Regions from separate parts of the Homo sapiens genome. Here region 1 is linked to region 2. A link is an interaction called in ENCODE POLR2A ChIA-PET data of the cell type or tissue named here. Cell type or tissue: MCF 10A. All regions are shown on one strand. Links, peaks and the distances in the headings refer to the core of each region. The heading gives the core; the rest is flanking DNA. Region 1 overlaps SLC11A2 (solute carrier family 11 member 2). Region 2 overlaps TMPRSS12 (transmembrane serine protease 12).

What was found. ChIA-PET counts read pairs that join two places held together with the same protein. Peaks named below come from ENCODE experiments on the same cell type or tissue, not always from the same donor. Only the 100,000 strongest peaks of a DNase experiment are listed, where the experiment ranks them.
Region 1: POLR2A ChIA-PET joins it to region 2 with 12 read pairs; 2 of 35 experiments call an interaction of 5 or more read pairs at or near these places.

The regions. Positions count from the first base shown.
Region 1 is chr12:50,979,173-50,989,044 of GRCh38, reverse strand. It overlaps SLC11A2 (solute carrier family 11 member 2), which reads left to right. Exons shown (of 16, transcript NM_000617.3): 16 at 610-3,053. The coding sequence ends at 720. Among named protein-coding and RNA genes, the nearest start is that of HIGD1C, 32 kb to the right of the region's middle. RefSeq lists a silencer at 7,152-7,352. In MCF 10A, for the core only: a CTCF peak has its summit at 1,869; a DNase peak (open chromatin) is centred at 1,884.
Region 2 is chr12:50,856,780-50,866,651 of GRCh38, reverse strand. TMPRSS12 (transmembrane serine protease 12) reads right to left here. Exons shown (of 5, transcript NM_182559.3): 3 at 7,599-7,867. Among named protein-coding and RNA genes, the nearest start is that of TMPRSS12, 19 kb to the right of the region's middle. RefSeq lists enhancers at 8,203-8,702, 8,703-9,204. In MCF 10A, for the core only: no CTCF peak of the experiment used is centred there; a DNase peak (open chromatin) is centred at 4,161.

The sequences.
Region 1 (9,872 bases), core at 1,593-6,592, 120 kb before region 2:
ACTTACAGTTGGGTAAAAGAAACAAACAACAGGCTGGACGAGGTGGCTCACGCTTGTAATTTCAGTGCTTTGGGAGGCCGAGCCAGGAGGATTGCTTGAGGTTAGGAGTTTCAGACCAGCTTGAGAAATATAGCAAGACACCTTGTCTCTACAAAAAAAAATAAATTAGCTGGGCATGGTGGTGTGCGTCTGTAATCCTGGCAACTCAGGAGGCTGAGGAGAGAGGATTGCTTGAGCCCAGGAATTCGAGGCTTCAGTGAGCTATGATTGCACCACTATACTCCAGCCTGAGCAATAGAGGGAGACCTTGTCTCTAAAATGTAAAATAATAATAAAGATTTTAAAAAAAAGGAAAACCACAGACACAAAGCAGTAAGAACAGAGAAATTCAATATTTAAAATAGTATGGACAAACTTTGTTGAGGAAGGCAGCTGATTTTTTGAAGGGGGAGTGGGGTTGAGAGAATGACTTGTGCAACCCTTGGTGGTAGAAGATGGGCACAGCTGGATGTTCAAGGAAGGGAGCAGGTTTGCATTTGAGAAGTGCTGTGTGAGCAGTCATGGCTCTTCAAAGAGCCTGGTGAGTGATGACCATATTTTGTCTTTCAGGGTTGGCAATGTTTGATTGCACTGGGCATGTCCTTCCTGGACTGTGGGCATACGGTAAGCATCTCTAAAGGCCTGCTGACAGAAGAAGCCACCCGTGGCTACGTTAAATAACACTGGATTAGTCTGTCTTCTGCAGGTAGCCATCAGAGCCAGTGTGTTTCTATGGTTTACTGTGTGAACATAGCCAAAAGTATGTGCCGTTGCACAGACTGTGTTTATGACTCAACCGTTGGTTGGAAAAGACTTTGTTTCATGTGTATTTGAAAGATGGAATTATTTTTTCCTTCCTGACCTAACCTTAGAACTGGATTAGGGTGGGATCTTTGAAAAGCTGACATTTGCTGCTATCATTCCAACACTAAATTCTTAAGTAGTTGCCCAAGGGCCAGCTCAGTTTATCCTTCGGAGAGACAAGGATATGCATGATTCTTAACCAGGCTATATGTTAAAAAAAAATTGGAAAATGCAATACATTTTTTATTATACAAACTACAGAATGAGTATGCAAGTTTTATTTATCAAAATGTAATGGATTTTTAAAGGCTGAGAAATTTTCCTTATACCTACCTTTTCAGTTATTTTAATTATACCAAATTATCAACTAGAATAGCTTCATCCATATGAAATATAAAATGAAGAGACACCTAGCTCTATCAGGCTTAGGATTCTTTGAACTTATTTCCACTTTAATTTCTCAGTGGAAGTTAAGAGGGGTGAGAAAACAAAGAAGGGGAAAAACTGACAACTAACAAAACCAGCACCACATCGCTAGGTGGTGCTTACTAATTACCTTCTCAGGATTTTCCTCAGATTGAAAAGCTTATGAGGATTTCTTGGGAGTCTTAATAACCTGCCTGTTAGTACAGAGCTTTCCTGATGATATTTACTCTTGAGCACATGTGGTTGTAAAACCTTAACTTTCTTTCTCCAGGAGGGTGGTGATAGAAACAGATGGTAGTATTTATGAACTGATGTTCTCGTGAAATGTTGAGGGTGGGGAGAAAAGACTTTAAGGGAGGAGAGCCATCTATTTTGTTCCTAAAGCCACCTCTCAGCAGAATCGTCATGTTTTTCTGATGCACCGCTCTGCTTCATGCCCAAGATGACTTGCGAGGCAATCTCAGGAGCTGTGGACTTAACCGTTGCAAAGCACACTGTCTTTCTCAGCGTTCTCTGCAAGTCAGTAGGTGTTAGTATGGTTGCAAAGTTCACTGTCTCAGCAAAGTTGAACTGGGCTACCTCTCTACAGCTGTTTCCTCAGAGGGAAAAATCTTGAGACCAGATGGTGGAGCTCTGGAGTCAGAGGAAATGGGTGTCTTCAGCACAAAGCTGCTGCTTTTACTTCAGCCACTTCTGACATTTTTACATACCGAGCCTGAGATTGTGTGATTATCTCAAATCAAATCACTTTGATGGAGATAAATAATCAAAACTGTTTTATAGTCATTGATTTGGTGAGAACAGTAATGGAAAATGGTGTTGAAGGACTTCTCATTTTTGGAGCTTTCCTTCCAGAGTCCTGGCTGATTGGTGTTCGCTGTTCATCTGAGCCCCCAAAAGCATTATTACTGATACTTGCACACAGTCAAAAGCGCAGACTGGATGGATGGTCTTTTATAAGGCATTTAAGGGTACACTACTGTGTTTCACTGACCATACATTTTTCTTAGCCCCTCAAGTAATATAGCACAGAGTTATGAATGACAATTCCCCTAACCATTCCTCTTCATATCTGCCTCTTCCCCTTACCATCGTAATTCTCCAAACTGGTCATAAAGGCACTCTGTGAAGATATTGGGGACTGACATCTTAAGCTCTCACCTGGCTGCAGTAGGAAAGGCCAAACTGACGACAAAAAAAAAATTCTTTATAAAGATGATATGGTAACATGTATCTTTGCCCTGGGTCTGGGTGGGTCCAGTCAGTCTCAGATTTACAAGCATTTAGGAGCCTAGGTAAAAGCTGCTAGTATTCTTTTAAAAGTTATATTTATGACTTGCAATGATAGAAAACTCCTTCCAATTAAATGGCATTTTATAATATTATGTGTGTACTTCACAGTGTTAAAAATACCCTCATACGTTATTGCATTTGATCTTCACAGAAAGTGCATTTTAACCAGTACTCTGGGTGCAATAAATAATATGTAGAAATTTAAGTCCTCCAATTCCAGCATATCCAGTGAGTTTTGACAGTGTGTTTATGTGGAATGTTTAAGGATATACAATTGTACTTTATATAAATTGGTTCTTGTTCTTCTTAAATGTGACATGAAATAATTGTGCTGCTACATTATACTGGAAATTAACAGGGGAAAAGGGAAGAGCTCTTGGCTCCCTTGAGGTTCTGCTAGTGGTGTTAGGAGTGGTTACAACTGAGCTTTTAGTAACCATTTAACCGTATGTAAACTTGGTTTCTAATTAAAAAAAAATTTCTTTTTCCAATTTGGTTTCCTGGGTATTTTTTTAACCTTGAAATAATTTATTAATAGGGTTACAACAACTTTGATACAAAAAATACTGAAACAGCAACTACCACCTGGAATGGCACACTAAGTCCACACTGTTAGGATTTTCTCCTTAGAAAGGATAGAGAAATAAATGGATTTAGTCCTCAGAAAGCTTGGATTAATTGCAGATACCAGGATATTAATTTCCATTTACCCACTTAGTCAAATAGTTTTACCATAGCTAAAGGTCACATCATTACCATGTTGAAACTTGGGAAAAAAATTTTATTCTGCTTTTCTCTAAGCTGACTATTTTCTACCTGTAGCTTATTTCACTGTTTCACTTTTACATTCTATATGTGCTGCCAATGAAAAATTAGTATTTGAAGAGAAACCAAACTCATTTAGCTTAAAGACCAAGGAGCATTTTGGCAGACCTGATATAAATGGAAATATTGACACCATTTATTAAAAACAAAGGCAGAGCTCAGGCACAGTGAACTTTACTAGGCACATGACAGGAAAACTTGAGTCAGCACTTGATTTGTCCCAGGAGTGTCACCAGAACTTCATTTTCCCTTTCTCTGTTGCAAGGCTTCCCTGTGAGTAACACAGTGGAATTCATCTAGGAAGAATTTTGTTCTCCATGTTGTCCTTCCTCATTTAGTGCTCTCTCTTTACTTTGGATTTAATTTCAGAACTAAAATAGGATTCAAAACAATGTGAGGATCCTGTTTTGAAACATTTCCTTTAGCTCTGCCCTCTGGAATACCTTCTGCTCCTTCATTGGTAGGACCAATGAATCTAAATCTGTCAGCTTCTCTAAGTCCCTTAGCTTATGAATTTAAAAATGGCTAACTCAGTACTGTGTTCTAAGGCCTGGCCTGAACAGTTGTATTATCTCATTTAATCCTTGTAACAACAAGAGGATCAGCCTCTATGTAGATGAGTCAACTGGAAGGCCAAAAGTAACTTGCCCACATTTACATTACTAATGAAATGTGCAGTTGGCATTTGAACTCGCATAGCTTAACTCCAGAACCCATGTTTTCATTCCCAAACTATCCTGTGTAATATATAGTATACCCTTCATGTTGGGTTGTCACCAAGCTTTGTTGTTTAGCAGCACAAGGAACATAACACACTGAAGCATTTGTTTCATACTCTGATTAGTGCTAGAATATGCATTAGGCAGAAGTTGCCAACTGGTAGATTTTGGTCCCTGTGCAGAATTTTTAAAAGTAAGTTTGAATGCTTTTGGCAAGTGTAGAGAATGGACAGGGCCCTCTATGGTCCTATCCCAGCAATAGCCAAGAGTTACTAGTTAATAAGTTCACTCATTTGCATTAGCTCTCTGCCCCCGGAAGTATTTTAGCCTATTTCCAGGCCATTTAGTCTCATTTCTCAATGTCTCAGAACAATATAACAAACATCTCCAATGAAAGTGGTCTATCAACTAAGTCATCTAAGTGACACTCTGTGGGCATCACAGGACCAATACTGCAACCCTTGCTTACTACGTATTGAAGAAGTCTACCACCATTGCTCACTTGGGAAAGGCTTCAATGAATTGTCAATATATTTAATTGCTGTTATTTACTTAAGCCTAAATTAAGCAAGCTGATGTCTGAAGAGCTGTTTCCATGTCCTAAAGCCAGTGTAATACAGTGTTTTCCTAGCCCACTAGTTGGAAATAGTTTTATCCTGGGCATCATTTGGTCTAATCTGTCTTCACACAGTCATCACTGCAAGCCTGTGAGGTTATACACTGCAGTTTGTAATGTGTTAAATATATGTGTCGAAGACTCACATGAGATAGTATATTGGTGTACTTGGCATTTTCTTTTTTTTTTTTTCTGAGATGGAGTCGAGCTTTGTCACCCAGGCTGGAGTGCAGTGCTATGATCTCGGCTCACTGCCACCTCTGCCTCCCAGGTTCAAGCAATTCTCCTGCCTCAGCCTCCCGAGTAGCTGGGATTACAGGTGCCCACCACCATGCCTGGATAATTTTTTTTTTTTAAGATGGAGTCTCACTCTGTTGCCCAGGCTGGAGTGCAGTGGTGCGATCTCAGCTCACTGCAACCTTCCCTTCCCAGGTTCAAGCAATTCTCCTGCCTCTGCCTCCCAAGTAACTGGGACTACAGGCACACACCACTAAGGCCAGCTAATTTTTGTATTTTTAGAGATGGGGATTCACCATGTTGGCCAGGCTGGTCTCAAACCCCTGACCTCATGATCCACCCACCTCAGCCTCCCTAAGTGCTGGGATTACAAACGTGAGCCACTGCACCTGGCTAATTTTTGTATTTTCAGTAAAGCCAGGGTTTTACCATGTTGGTCAGGCTGCTCTCGAACTCCTGACCTCAAGTGATCTGCCTGCCTCGGCCTCTCAAAGTGCTGGGATTACAGGTGTGAGCCACTGTGCCTGGCTGTACTTGGCATTTTCAAATGTAGCATTTATTCACATTTTACAAATGAGTAGAATAAGGCTCCAAAAGTATATGTGACATGCTGAAGGCCATAGAAAGTGGCAGAGTTAAGGGCTTGAACCCAACTCCAGTGCCTTTATATTACACTAAAATAGGGATAGTTGCTACCAATAAATTTATAGTCTGCATTCTGCATTAACTTAGAGGCTGTTGGTGCCAAAGGATAACAATAAAAGCTCTGCGTAATAATAATAGGGCTAAAATGAGACTCAAACTTGTCTCAAGGTGTATTCGAGAAGAGAAAAAGTAAAAAGAAATAACTTCATAGCCAGCCTAGGAAACATGGCAAAACCCTGTCTACAAAAAAATTAGCTGAGTGTGGTGGCACACGCCTATAGTCCTAGCTACTTGGGAGGCTGAGATGGGAGGATGGCTGAAGCCCAGGAGGTAGAGGTGGCAGTGAGCCAAGATTGTGTCATTGGCACTCCAGCGTGAGTGACATAGTGAGGCCTTGTCTCTACAAAAAAAATAACAACTTCACAGGTCCCAACACAAACCATCTAGACTCAGTTCTTTAGGAGTGGAGTCTGGAATTGTGGGTTTTTTTTTTTTTTTTTTTGACGGAGTCTCGCTGTGTTGCCCAGGCCGGAGTGCAGTGGCATGATCTCAGCTCACTGCAGCCTCTGCCTCCTGGATTCAAGTGTTTCTCCTGCCTCAGCCTCGTGAGTAGCTGGGATTACAGGCATGCGCCACCATGCCCCGCTAATTTTTGTATTTTTAGTCGAGGGGTTTCGCCATGTTGGTCAGGCTGGTCTTGAACTTCTGACCTGAGGTGATCCATGCGCCTCGGCCTCCCACAGTGCTGGGATTACAGGCATGAGACACCGTGCCCAGTCGGAATTGTTTTTTGTTTGTTTGCTGTTTTGTTTTTTGAGACGGAGTCTGACTCTGTCGCCAGGCTGGAGTGCAGTGGTGCAATCTCGGCTCACTGCAATCTCTGCCTCCTGGGTTCAAGTGATTCTCCTGCCTCAGCCTCCCGATTAGCTGGGATTACAGGTGTGTGCCACCACACCCAGCTAATTTTTTTTGTATTTTTAGTAGAGACGGAGTTTCATCATGTTGGCCAGGATGGTCTCGATCTCCTGACCTCATGATCCGCCCACCTTGGCCTCCCAAAGTGCTGGGTTTACAGGCGTGAGCCACCGCACCCAGCTGGGAATTGTGTTTTAAAAGCAGCTTCGGTGATTCTGATGCAGGCTGACAAACATTTGGGACCCACAGGTCATCTTTCTCCCTCTTGGTACATGCCATTTCATGTTTTTGTTTTTTAAATGAAAGGCTTTTCTCTGCTCCAGTGCCAAAGGATAATAGGGCTCAGGATTGAAACCATTGGGAATTTGATTTCTAATTCACACAGTAGTAAAATACAAAAGCATTCTGCTTGTTTGTTCTTATCCTGATTTGAAGCACCCATCCTTAGGCAGAGTGTGTCACAAGAATAGTCAGAGTGCTAATTTTGCTAAGGACATTTGGTACCATCTCAGTCCTTAACTATTTCAGCTCCTACCTGTTATTTTGCATATCAGAAGCCATTCATGTATGTATCTGTAAGCCATTTCTTTTCTGAAATAAAAATCAATATAGCAGTACAGAAAAAAAGGCCTAAATTGATGTGCTAATTATAGGTACTTAAAAGCTGATTTCAATAAATACGTGAAAATCAGTCTAACCCTCTTCCATCTTTTTTTCCTTAGTGCCATCTGGGATTGACAGCTCAGCCTGAACTCTATCTTCTGAACACCATGGACGCTGACTCACTTGTGTCTAGATGACTGACAGCCTGAGAGACTCTATAAGAACATGTTTTTCTAAGCCCTTTTTGTGCCAGGTGTCCCGTTAACGTCTCTGTTAGTTCAGAGGTGAGTTTTGTTCAGACGTTTTGAACAAAAGGCAAAGATTTCCTCATGGGAAGGGTGTTCAAAACTGACAGCTATAAATGTAGGTCAGAGACCCACCCACCTCATAACAGTCATACACTCCCAGAGTTAAACGATTGGCCTCTGATGGCCACACACCCCTATGGGCTTGTGTCTTGGACTCTGGGATTTAAAAGATATATATGTATATATATTTATGTAAACCTGAGCATCTCAGTTTGGGTAGAGTTTTAAGGTTATATGAAACTGATAGAACTTTTGTATTTTTTTTTTAAATATTGTTTTGATATATCAGATATTTGTTTTGTCTGGATCACAAGTGAGAAAGAAAAGAGAACAATGCTCTTTTTCACAATGAACTGGTCAAATTGACTATCTTGTAAAGTGATACTTTACTATGTCAGTGAAATTTCAGTTTGATTTTAGTCAACCAGATTATATCCTTTGTATCTACTGATATTAACACATCATATTAACACATCATTTCTTAAAAAAACATTTCTTCTGTTTGGCAATCATAATTAACTCTGGTTATCAGCCTATTTTGTAATTATTGTCTTTGTCGTCACTTTTCTTGAATTGTTTTCTAGTCATTAAACAGATATGAAGGCATTGCCAAAGAGCTTTAATATCCAGTAACAAGATCCAGAAACCACACTTTAACCAGTGATCAGTTTTCCGTGCTGCATTGTAACTCAGCTCATTCTGGCATTCAAGTTTTAGGCAAAAAAAGAGGAAACTTCTAACATTTAGCTTGTAAGTCCTGACATAAGATAGTGAAGATATTTATCTTCTTTCTAATATTTGTATAGTCCGCCAATGTATTTTCTTCCCACTATTCCCATTAACATACCAAACACTGTTTCTAGGTCCAAAGTCTATTTCTAGGAGTGGCCAATATTTGTATTGTTGAATCTCCTAGGGAATGCTAAATGTTTCACTTTAAAATACCTATTTATACCAAGTAGCATGAGATTAGTACTAGAGTGAGATTTGGAATATTAGTCCACATATCACAAACTGCTTGCCTACATGTATAGATTTTTTTTTTCACCCACCTTCCTAACCAGGAATTTGTTTCCTTAAATTTGTTGTTGTTGTTGTTGTTGTTTGTTGTTATTTTTTTGAGAAGAGTCTTGCCCTGTCGCCAAGGTGGGAATGCATTGACGTGATCTCAGTTCACTGTAACCTCTACCTCCCCGGTTTAATCGATTCTCCTCCTTCAGCCTCCTGAATAGCTGGGATTACAGGCACCACATTTTTAGTGGAGATGGGGTTTCACCATGTTGGCCAGGCTGGTCTCAAACTCTTGACCTCAAGTGATCTACCTGCCTCAGCCTCCCAAAGTGCTGGGATTACAGGTGTGAGCCACTGCACCCAGCGTTTTTTGTTGTTAAGACAGGGTCTTGCTCTGTTGCCCAGGCTGGAGTGCAGTGGTGTGATCTCAGCTCACTGCAACTTCTGCCACCTGGGCTTAAGCCATCCTCCCACTTCAGCATCCCAAATAGCTGGGACTGCAGGCACACACCACCACACCCAGCTAATTTTTGTATTTTTTGTAGAGACGGGATTTCACCATGTTGCCCAGGCTGGTGTTGAACTCATGAGCTCAAGTAATCTGCTGGCCTTGGCCTCCCAAAGTGCTGAGATTATAGGCGTGAGCCACTGCATCCAGCTCACTCCTCATTTCTTTCTAGCCCCAAAGGTGTTGAGTCAGCAAATCCTGCAGCCTTTGTGTGACTTTGAGCATCACTTTCCCCTTTCAGCATTAAATATATGACCTCTCTGCCTTATTTTAGAACTTACTACATTTCAATAAAACTTTTTAAAAAATCCAGACATTGCCTATGTTCGTTTATAATCGGCCCTTAAAGAGGCAGGGATTTTTCTAAAATGACACTTTAAAATTTCCTCATTTCTACTTCAGGGCCTCTTGAAACTTCAGATAATGAGAGCAGCCAACCCTGCAACTCAGGCTATAGAGTCCTTCTGATCTTAAAACTGAGACTGAATTCACATCAGTTTTACGCTTTTACTTGAAAAAGAGACTCTTAAGTGTTTTTGGTTTCTTTATACAGGACAACAACTCTAGATGAAACCAGTGTGTTGGATTTTCCCCGCCTCCCTGGGTGGTTTTATTTCTCAGTTGTTTCATTACCAGAGAGTGTTGGGGAAACGAAGGTAAAAAATAAAAACATCCTGTTGTGAAACTCATAGAAAGGTGAGGTGGTTGGTTAAGTACTTATGGAATTTCTATAGCTCTTTTCCAGTCCTGAACTATATGTTACTAGGAACAGAGAATACAGGTTTACAAGTGTACCGTTCAGGTCACAGAACTCCTGTAATCAGAAAATGTCATAATAAAGCAAACTGAATCATGTCAAAGCCAGTAGAGGAGGTTGATAACTAAGAGTGAGTCTTGGGTAAGCTTTTTTCTAAGTTAAGAAT
Region 2 (9,872 bases), core at 2,020-7,019:
GGTGCTTTCCAGAGAGCATCAGCTGTGGTATTATGGAGAGAAACCAGTGGTGGACAGGGCCCTAGAACTCTCAAGGGTATATGCCCTTTGTCTTCAGCAACCAGGGTGGGTAGGGAAGGACCATCAGGTGGGGGTGGGGCTAGGCATGTCTGAGCTCAGACTCTCCTTGGGTGGGTCTTGCTGAGGCTGCTGTGAGGGATGGGGGTGAGGTGCCCAGGTCAATGGAGTTGTATACCAAGTGATTATGGCTGCCTCTGCTGAGTCATGCAGGTTGTCAGGGAAGTGGGGAAAAGCTGGCAATCACAGGCCTCATCCAGCTCCCACACAATCCAAAGGGCCAGTCTCACTCCCACCATGCCCCTCAACAGCACCAAGTCTCTTTCCAGACAGTGGGCAAGCAGGGCTGAGAACTTGCCCCAGGCTACCCACCTCCCAGAGTATTTGGGGTGTCTCCCAAGTCCTGCAGGAGCAGTCTGCTTCCTTCAGAGGGTCTGTGGGTTGTCTTGGGATTCTCGATTTATTTCTGCAGTCATTCTGGAGCTAAAATTCATGATGCCAGCCTCCACACGCTGCTCTGTCCATCCACATTAGAGCTGCAATCTAGTTCTGGCTCCCATCTGCCATGATAATCTGAATAATCAGCTCTGCAGTCTGTACAGAAGCTCCATGTTGGAGCTGCAATCTAGTTCTGCCTCCCATCTGCCATGATAATCTGAGTAATCAGTTCTGCAGTCTGTACTCAAGCTATGTTTCTTGAGGGTAGGCCTCAAGAAACCTACAATCATGGCAGAAGGCAAAGGGGAGGCAAGCACATCTTCACACGGCAACAGGAGAGGGTGTCTTTTGGCTTTCATTATTCCTACTGAGAAGTCTGAAAACTAATCTGTAATTCTATTATAAAGATTTTTCTTTTATCTCTGGCTACATTTCAGATCTTCTGTTTTTTTTTTTTCTTTGTTGTTCAACTTCAGTATAATGTATGAAAGGGGATTACGTTTTGTTTTGGCTAATATTGTGCCTATTAATATTTTATCTGGATTCATGTCTTTCATCAATTTTTAAGAAATTTCAACCCAAATCCATTGAATATTGCCTCTCCTCTATCCTCTTTATTCCTTCCTCTCTGGCACTCACATTAGATGTATATTAGATTTTCTCATTCTATCCTTCTTATACCTTATTTCATGTTTTCTCTTTTTTCCCTTCGGTGCTACAGTCTAGGAAGTTCCTTCAGATATATCTTCTGGTTCACAAATCCTCTCTTCAGCTGTGTCTAATATGATATCTAGTTTATCCAATGAGTTTTGTTTTTGTTTTTTGAGACAGAGTCTTGCTCTCGTTGCCCAGGCTGGAGTGCAAAGATATGATCTTGGCTCACTGCAACCTCTGCCTCCTGGTTCAAGTGATTCTCCTGCCTCAGCCTCCCAAGTAGCTGGGATTACAGGCACCCACCACCATGCCTGGCTAATTTTTTGTATTTTTAGTGGATTGGGGGTTTCACCATGTTGGCTAGGCTGGTCTCAAACTCCTGGTCTCAGGTGATCCACCTGCCTTGGCTTCCCAAAGTGCTAGGATTACAGGCATGGGCCACCGCACCCAGCCTATCCAATGAGTTTTAAATACTAGCAATTACGTTTTTCATTTTTAAAGATTCTAGTGCCTAGTCCTTCTAAATAGTCTATTGCTGATTTTTGGCCGGGCCCTGTGGCTCATACCTGTAATCCCAGCACTTTAGGAGGCCGAGGTGGGTGGATCACGAGGTCAGGAGATCGAGACCATCCTGGCTAACACGGTGAAACCCTGTCTCTACTAAAAACACACAAAAAATTAGCTGGGTGTGGTGGTGGGCGCCTGTAGTCCCAGCTACTCAGGAGGCTGAGGCAGGAGAATGGCGTGAACCCTGGAGGTGGAGCTTGCAGTGAGCCAAGATCTCGCCACTGCACTCCAGCTGGGTGACAGAGCAAGACTCCGTCTCAAAAAAACAAAACAAAACAAAACAATAGTCTATTGCTCATTTTTAATTCTACCTTTTAGTTCTTTAAACAATTTACATATTTTTTTATTCTATACCTAAAAATATTAATATCTGAAGTCCTTGGGAGGCTTAATATGTTTGTTGTTTCTGTTGGCTTTCACTATTAATGGTTTGTTTCCTTATGTGTTTGGTGATCTTTGAACTGATATTTGGTTGATTTTAATCTGTGGGATCTTAAGTGCTTCTAAACTTTAGCCCATTGAATTAATTTCAGTTATTATATTTAATTATATTAGATATGTATGTTAAATATATTAATTATTTGTGATCTTTTTATTGTAATCCATTCGATTTCACTGCAACTTTATCTGGTTATATTCTTTGAAGCCTTAGATGAAGTTGGGTTTCTATATAAATAATTTGCATTTGATGTTGTCAGGATCAAATCTTGGGATGTTACTAAGCTAGAACCTGTTTTAAACTAAATTCTCAGCTTGAAGCTTTGTAGTCTACTCAGTGTTACTTTGGATAGCAAATCCGTGTGAGTGGTATTTATAGTTACATATTTTGGGGAGAGGGAATTTCTAGCTTTTCCCCCTTCCATTAGGCAGTTTTCCCAGTAAACATGGGGATGGCGATAGGAGGTGAGGATTTGTTGGTTATATGTGGTTCATTTAAAAAGCTTTTTATTTTAAAATAATTATGGAGTTATTGGTAGTTGCAAAGATAGCACTAAAAAGTCAAGTGTACATTTTATGCAGTTTCCTACAATGGTTACATCTCTGTCACTGAAATACAGTATCAAAATCTGGAGACTGACATTAATACAATGTGTGTGTAGATTCATGAAACCACCACAAAAAAACAGGGCATAGAGTTATTCCATCAGGACAAAAATCTCCTTCATGCTACCTAACCTTCTTAACCCTAGCAACTACTAATCTATTCTCTGTCTGCATAATTTTGTCATTTCATTGTTATATACTTGGAATCATATATGACATTTTAAAATTGGCTTCTTTTCACTCAACATAATGCCCTTGTCCATCTAACTTGTTGCATCTATCAATCGTTCATACCTTTTAACTGCTTAGTTATATTCTATGGTAAGGCTATACTAGTTTATTTAAGCATTCTCCTATTGAAGGACATTTTGGTTGTTTTTAGTTTTTGGCTTTTAAAATAAAGCTTTCATGAACATCTGTAAATAGTTTTTTTGTGTGTGGACATTTGTATTTCTCTGGGATAAATATCTAGGGGTACAATTGCTGGGTCATATGGTAAGTGTATGTTCACATGTATGTTTTTAAGAAACCATATGTCTGTTTTTTGGTGTACACACGTTTAGCATTGCTATGTCTTCTTGGTGGACTGAGGGCCTTTTATTATTATGTAATGTCTCTCACCATCCTTGTAATCTTCTCTGCTGTAAGTCTACTTTATCTGATATTTATATAGCCATTCCTACTTTCTCTTTTTTCCATTCCAGCTTCCTTTTTTTGTCTGGATACAGGGTCTTTCTCTGTTACCCAGGCTGGAGTGCAGTGGTGCTATCATAGCTCACCATAACCTCGAACTCCTGGGCTCAAGTGATCCTCCCACATAGCTGGGACTATAGACATGCACTACCATACCTGGCTAATTTTTTTAGCGACGAGGTCTCCCTATGTTGCTCAGGCTGGTCTCGAACTCCTGGCCTCAAGCAGTCCTCCCACCTCAGCCCCTCAAAGTGCTAGGATTACACGTGTAATCCAGCTTTCTTTTGATTAATGTAGCCATGTGTATTTTTCCCTCCTTTTTTTTTTAACCTACCTAGATCACATTTGAAGTATACTATATATATAAGAACAAGGCGGGTGCAGGGGCTCACGCCTGTAGTCCTAGCACTTTGGGAGGCCAAGGTGGGCAGATGACTTGAGGCCAGGAGTTTTGAGACCAGCCTGGCCAACATGGCGAAATTCCATCTCTACTAAAAATACAAAAATTAACTGGGCGTGGTGGTACACCTCTGTAATCCCAGCTACTGGAGACGCTGAGGCACAAGAATTGTTTGAATCCAGGAGGCGGAAGATGCAGTGAGCTGAGATCGCATCACCACCTTCCAGCCTGGGTGACAGAGCAAGACTCTGTCTTTAAAAAAAAAAAAATTATATGCTGGGTCATGAGTGTGACTCATTTTTAAAGTATAGCCATGGGACAGACTCCAGCTTTATGGGAGTGTCTTCCCTACTTCCCAACTTGGACAAGTTTTATTCTTTAACCATTTCCTTCCAAGGCCTATGAAACCACTGAAGTCAATATTAAAAGTTAACATTTTGGCGAATACCCTCAAGATCAAAGTCAACTTCCGTGTTCCAGTTCCCTGTCTAAGTTTCTATCGTCACACCGAGTCCTTAACCTATGTATTCTCCCTCTTTAATAGTTTTCAGTGGGGAGCTTGGTATGTACATGTAAACTACCATGTTGCTGGAGAACTAATTTAATTCTCAAAACAACTCTCTGATGGGTATCATTGCTCTCACTTTAAAGATCATGAAACTGTATGACATTGTGAAAGATGATATATTAGGCCGGGTGCACCTGGCTCACGCCTGTAATCCCAGCACTTTGGGAGGCCGAGGCAGGTGGATCACGAGGTCAGGAGATCAAGACCATCCTGGCCAACATGGTGAAACCCCGTCTCTACTAAAATACAAAAAATTAGCCGAGTGTGGTGGCACGTGCCCGTAGTCCCAGCTACTGGGGAGGCTGAGGCAGAGGAATCACTTGAACCCAAGAGGCAAAGGTTGCAATGAGCCGAGATTGCGCCACTGCACTCCAGCCTGGAGACAGAGCAAGACTCCCTCTCAAAAAAAAAAAAAAGATATATTAATAATACAGTGGAAATACATGAGATTTGCAACAGGCAGAACTGGGCTTGAATTCTGACTTCATCGTTTAGTTATTTTATTAGTTTAAGCAACTTATTTAACCTCTTTAAGCTTTATTTTACTCATTCATTTTATAGTATTTTCTGTAGTGTTGCTGGGGGTATTAAATGAGATAATGCATTGCAATGCTTAGCATTTTATTAAGTACTGGGCCCTAAACAAACGGTAGTTGCTTCTATTATTGTTCTAATTATTATTAAAGAGTCAATAACATGCCCATGGTCATTCAGCTAGCACAGAGCAGCAGGCTGGGATTCAGAATTAAGTCCGTGAATCTAAAGCCCATGTTCCTTTCCCTACACCATGTTGCTTTCCTTATCTTCTTTAAAAAGTATTCACAGATGGAAAAAAAAAAAAGAAAAATAATAATTCACAGGTCTTTCGTACATTTATCTACATCCTAGCTAAATAATCCACAAATATTTAAATGGCTAGGGCCTGTGGGGAATAGGAAGAAAAAAGAAGTCTTAGTACTTAACCTCATATATTCCTAACAGGACAATGATTCCCTCAAGAGCAGTTTAATATAGTTATTAAATATTCAGGCTTTAGAATAAAAGACTTGGGACTTGGATTTGAGTTCCAACTTCTTAACCTCTAAGATTCTCAATTACTGGTCTGTTAAATGGGGTAAAAATAACATTAACTCCCTTTTAGGAATATTGGGGGCATAAGATAAAGCAGTATATTTAAAACAGGACCCAGGACAGGCATGGTGCTCATGCCTATAAACCCAGCTACTCAGGAGACCGAAGCGGCTAGATTGCTTGAGGCCAGGAGTTTGAGACCAGCCTGAGCAACACAGCAAGACCATCTCTTAAAAACAAACAAACAAAAGCTGGGCACAATGGCTCATACCTGTAATCTCAGCACTTTGGGAGGCTGAAGCAGGAGGATTTCTTAAGACTAGGAGTTCAAGACCAGTCTAGGAAACATGGCAAGACCCTGTCTCTACAAAAAAATGAAAAAATTAGCTGGGCATGGTGGCACATGCCTGTAGTCCTAGCTACTTGGGAGGCTGAGGCAGGAGGATTACTTGAGACCAGGAGGTAAAGGTTACAGTGAGCCATGATCGTGTCCCTGCACTCCAGCTTGAGTGACACAGCAAGACCATGTCTCTTAAAAAACCAAAACATACATCTATACATACATAATACGTTTTAAAAAGCTGGGCGTGGTGGCACATGCCTGTAGTCCCAGCTATTGGAGAGGCTGAAGCAGGAGAATTGCTTGAGCCCAGGAGTTTGAGGCTGCAGTGAGCTATAATTATACCACTGCACTCCAGCCTGAGAGACAGAGTGAGACCCCCATCTCTAAAAAAAAAGTGTTTTAAATAACAACAAGAACAGAAACAGGGCCTGAAACATGGTAAATGCTCCCAAATGGTGGTAGCTCTTATTACCAAAGAGACTGTGTCGTCTATGTTTTTATTCCTCCCATTAGTTGGGTCAGTTAACATTTACTGCCCCTAAGTACACTAAAAAAATATATCGCAATCATCTTGCCTGATACTAAACAAGGCATTAAATTAAAAGGAAACTAAATATGATTCTTCATAGCCAGAAGCTTATTACTTAAAATAGAGAACTCTGCTGCAGAGCTGGCTTCACCATCTGTGAGTTCAAACTACAGAAACACTTGGAACTATCATTCTATCTTAACGTTCAAGTATCTTGGCATGTACAATCAGAGAAAGTCTCTATTTCTGCTTTGGAAAAGAATTTTCTCTCCTATCCCACAAGGAAAAATAGACCCCTCAAAAAGTTGTTTTCAGTGTTTTATAAGAACCTATAATACTTTTCAATCTCATGGCATAAAGTGATAAAAAAATACACAGAGTGAAACACAGTCAGGCATCACTTAATGATGGAGAACATTCTGAGAAATACATCGTTAGGCAATTTTGTTGTGCAACCATGATAAGAGTGCACTTACATAAACCTAGATGGTATAGTCTGCTGCACACCTAGGGTAGATGGTATAGCCTGTTACTTCTAGGCTACACACCTGTTCCGCTGTACTAAGTATTGTAGACAGCTGTGATACAGTAGAAAGCATTTGTATATCTAAACACAGAAAAGGTACAGTAGGCCAGGCTTAGTGGCTCATGCCTGTAATCTCAACACTTTGGGAGGCTGAGGCGGGTGGATCACAGGAGGCCAGGAGTTCGAGACCAGCCTGGTCAACATGGTGAAACCCTGTCTTTACTACAAATACAAAAATTAGCTGAATGCCAGGTGCGGTGGCTCATGCCTGTAATCCCAGCACTTTGGGAGGCCGATGTGGGCAGATCACCTGAGGTTGGGAGTTCAAGACCAGCCTGACCAACATGGAGAAACCCCGTCTCTACTAAAAATACAAAAATTAGCAGGGCATGGTGGCGCATGTCTGTAATCCCAGCTACTTGGGAGGCTGAGGCAGGAGAATCACTTGAACTTGGGAGGTGGAGGCTGCAGTGAGCCGAGATCGTGCCACTGCACTCCATCCTGGGCAACAGAGCAAGACTCTGTCTGGAAAAAAAAAAAAAGGTACCATAAAAATACGGAAAAATAATCTTATAGACCACCATCGTGTGTGTGGTCTGTCATTAACTTAAATGTCATTATGTGGCACATGAATGTATATAAAAGGTTTGACCTTCCTCTGCCCATAATCAGGAAAATGTGTATCAGTAAAATTCAGACCATAATTACCTTCTTCTTTTGTTCTTCCCCAGCCACTTATAAAACACTTTGTGTTTCCGTCCAGGATTTGGAAAACATCAAAAGGTAGGCAAATAGGCTGAATATAGTCATTATACCTCACTGCTTTTTTTAAGTGAAAAAGTGCAATATCATTTACATAAGATTCCAAAATGAAGTTTGGATGAATAATGATTGCTTTAATTTTTATCTTCTTGGTATGAGGATAGCGTCCATGTATATTATTAGTTCCAATCACAGCTGTCCACATTAAAGGATCGCTGAAAGAAAGTAAACATTCTTATTATAAATATCTTTAATTAACTAAGTACATATTCTTAATCTCCCACTAGTTTTCTTCTCATGTTAGATTAATAAAAAACTTTAATTCCAGTTTCATGTGACATAAAATATCAAATAACACAAATATCATGATCTAGGGAAGGAGAAAAAGACCAATGGGACAGAAAATCCAGAAACTGATTCAAGTACATGAGAATTTAATATGTTATTAAGGCAGCATTTTGTACCAATGGACAAAAGAATGAATTATTCAATATGTGGTATTGGGGCAACTAGCTGTTTGAAAAGAGAAATAAAACTAGATCCCTGAAATAACACTAAACACCAAAATAAACTCCAAATGGATTAAATATTTAAATGTACAAATCTATTTAGTAAAGAGTTCCCATCTTTTAGAGATACACAAAGAGATATGTCTGAGTTTTGCTTCAAAATAATTGGAGGGAGAATGGTGAGGGTATAGGTGAAACAAGATCAGGTATCAGTTGATAACGGGAAGCTAGGTGATGGGTACATGGGAGATCGATAAAATATTCCCTCTACTTTTATAATTTTTTTGAAACTTACTGGAATGAAACATTTGGATATTAACTTAGCATGTGAATTAAAAAACTAAACCAGGGCTGGGTGCAGTGGCTCACGCCTGTAATCCCAGCACTTTGGGAGGCCAAGGCAGGCAGATCACGAGGTCAGGAGATCGAGACCATCCTGGCTAACATGGTGAAACCCTGTCTCTACTAAAAATACAAAAAACAACAACAAAAAAATTAGCCGGGCGTGATGGCGGACACCTGTAGTTCCAGCTACTCGGGAGGCTGAGGCAGGAGAATGGCATGAACCCGGGAGGCGGGGCTTGCAGTGAGCCGAGATCGTGCCACTGCACTCCAGCCTGGGCGACAGAGCGAGCCTCTGTCTCAAAACAACAACAACAACAACAACAACAACGACAACAACGACAACAACAACAACAACAAAAAACTAAACCAGAAAAAAATCTAGATGAATATATAACATTGACGCAAGAAAGGATTTGATAAAGCATGACACTAAAGGTAAAAACAAGAAGCAACTCATCGATCTTGGCCATCTTAAAGCAAGCAAGCAAGCAAGCAAAAAACTAAACCCAAAACAATTGAAACAATCAACAATTAAAACCACGAGAGGTTAACAGTAGTTAACTTCTGGAATCAAATTAGGAAGGAAGAACTTTCACTTTATACACTGTTGCTTACAGATAACTTTTCATCCTTCAAATTGGCAATGTTTATGTGAGTGCATGCATATGTGTGTGTGTGTTCGATGATAACAGTGCAGACGAGTTAGAGGAACAAGGGTACTCTTATTCATGGCAGAAAGTGTAAATAGATGGGCAATTTGGCAACGTGTATCAATAGCCTAAAAAAGCTGCATTTGCATTTGACTCTGCAATTCTGCTTCCTAGAATTTATCCCAAGGAAATAAAAGATGAACACAAAAATTTAGCTATAAAAATATTTACCACAGAAATTTTGGCATATCTACAAAGTGGAATACAGGAGCAAAATACATATGTTGACAAGGAAAAATGCTTATGTTATATAATTTAATGTAAAAGGCTATTTCACAGTTTAGCTATATAAGCCTGTTATATAAAATAATTTGCATATATGGCTAGAAAAATCTAGAAAACTATGTAAAAAAAATTAACAGCTATTATTTCTAGGAAGTGTAATAAATGATTCTTATTTTTTTCTCATTTCTGTTTTCTCATTTTCTTACATTAAATATGTTCTAGGCCGGGCATGGTGGCTCATGCCTGTAATCCCAACACTTTGGGAGGCCGAGACAGGCAGATTGCTTGAGCCCAGGAGTTTGAGCCCACCCTGGGCAACATGGCGAAACCCTGTCTCTGTAAAAAAAAAATACAAAAATTAGCCGGATGTCGTGGCACATGCCTGTAGTCCCACCTACTTGAGAGGCTAAGGTGGGAGGATTGCTTGAGCC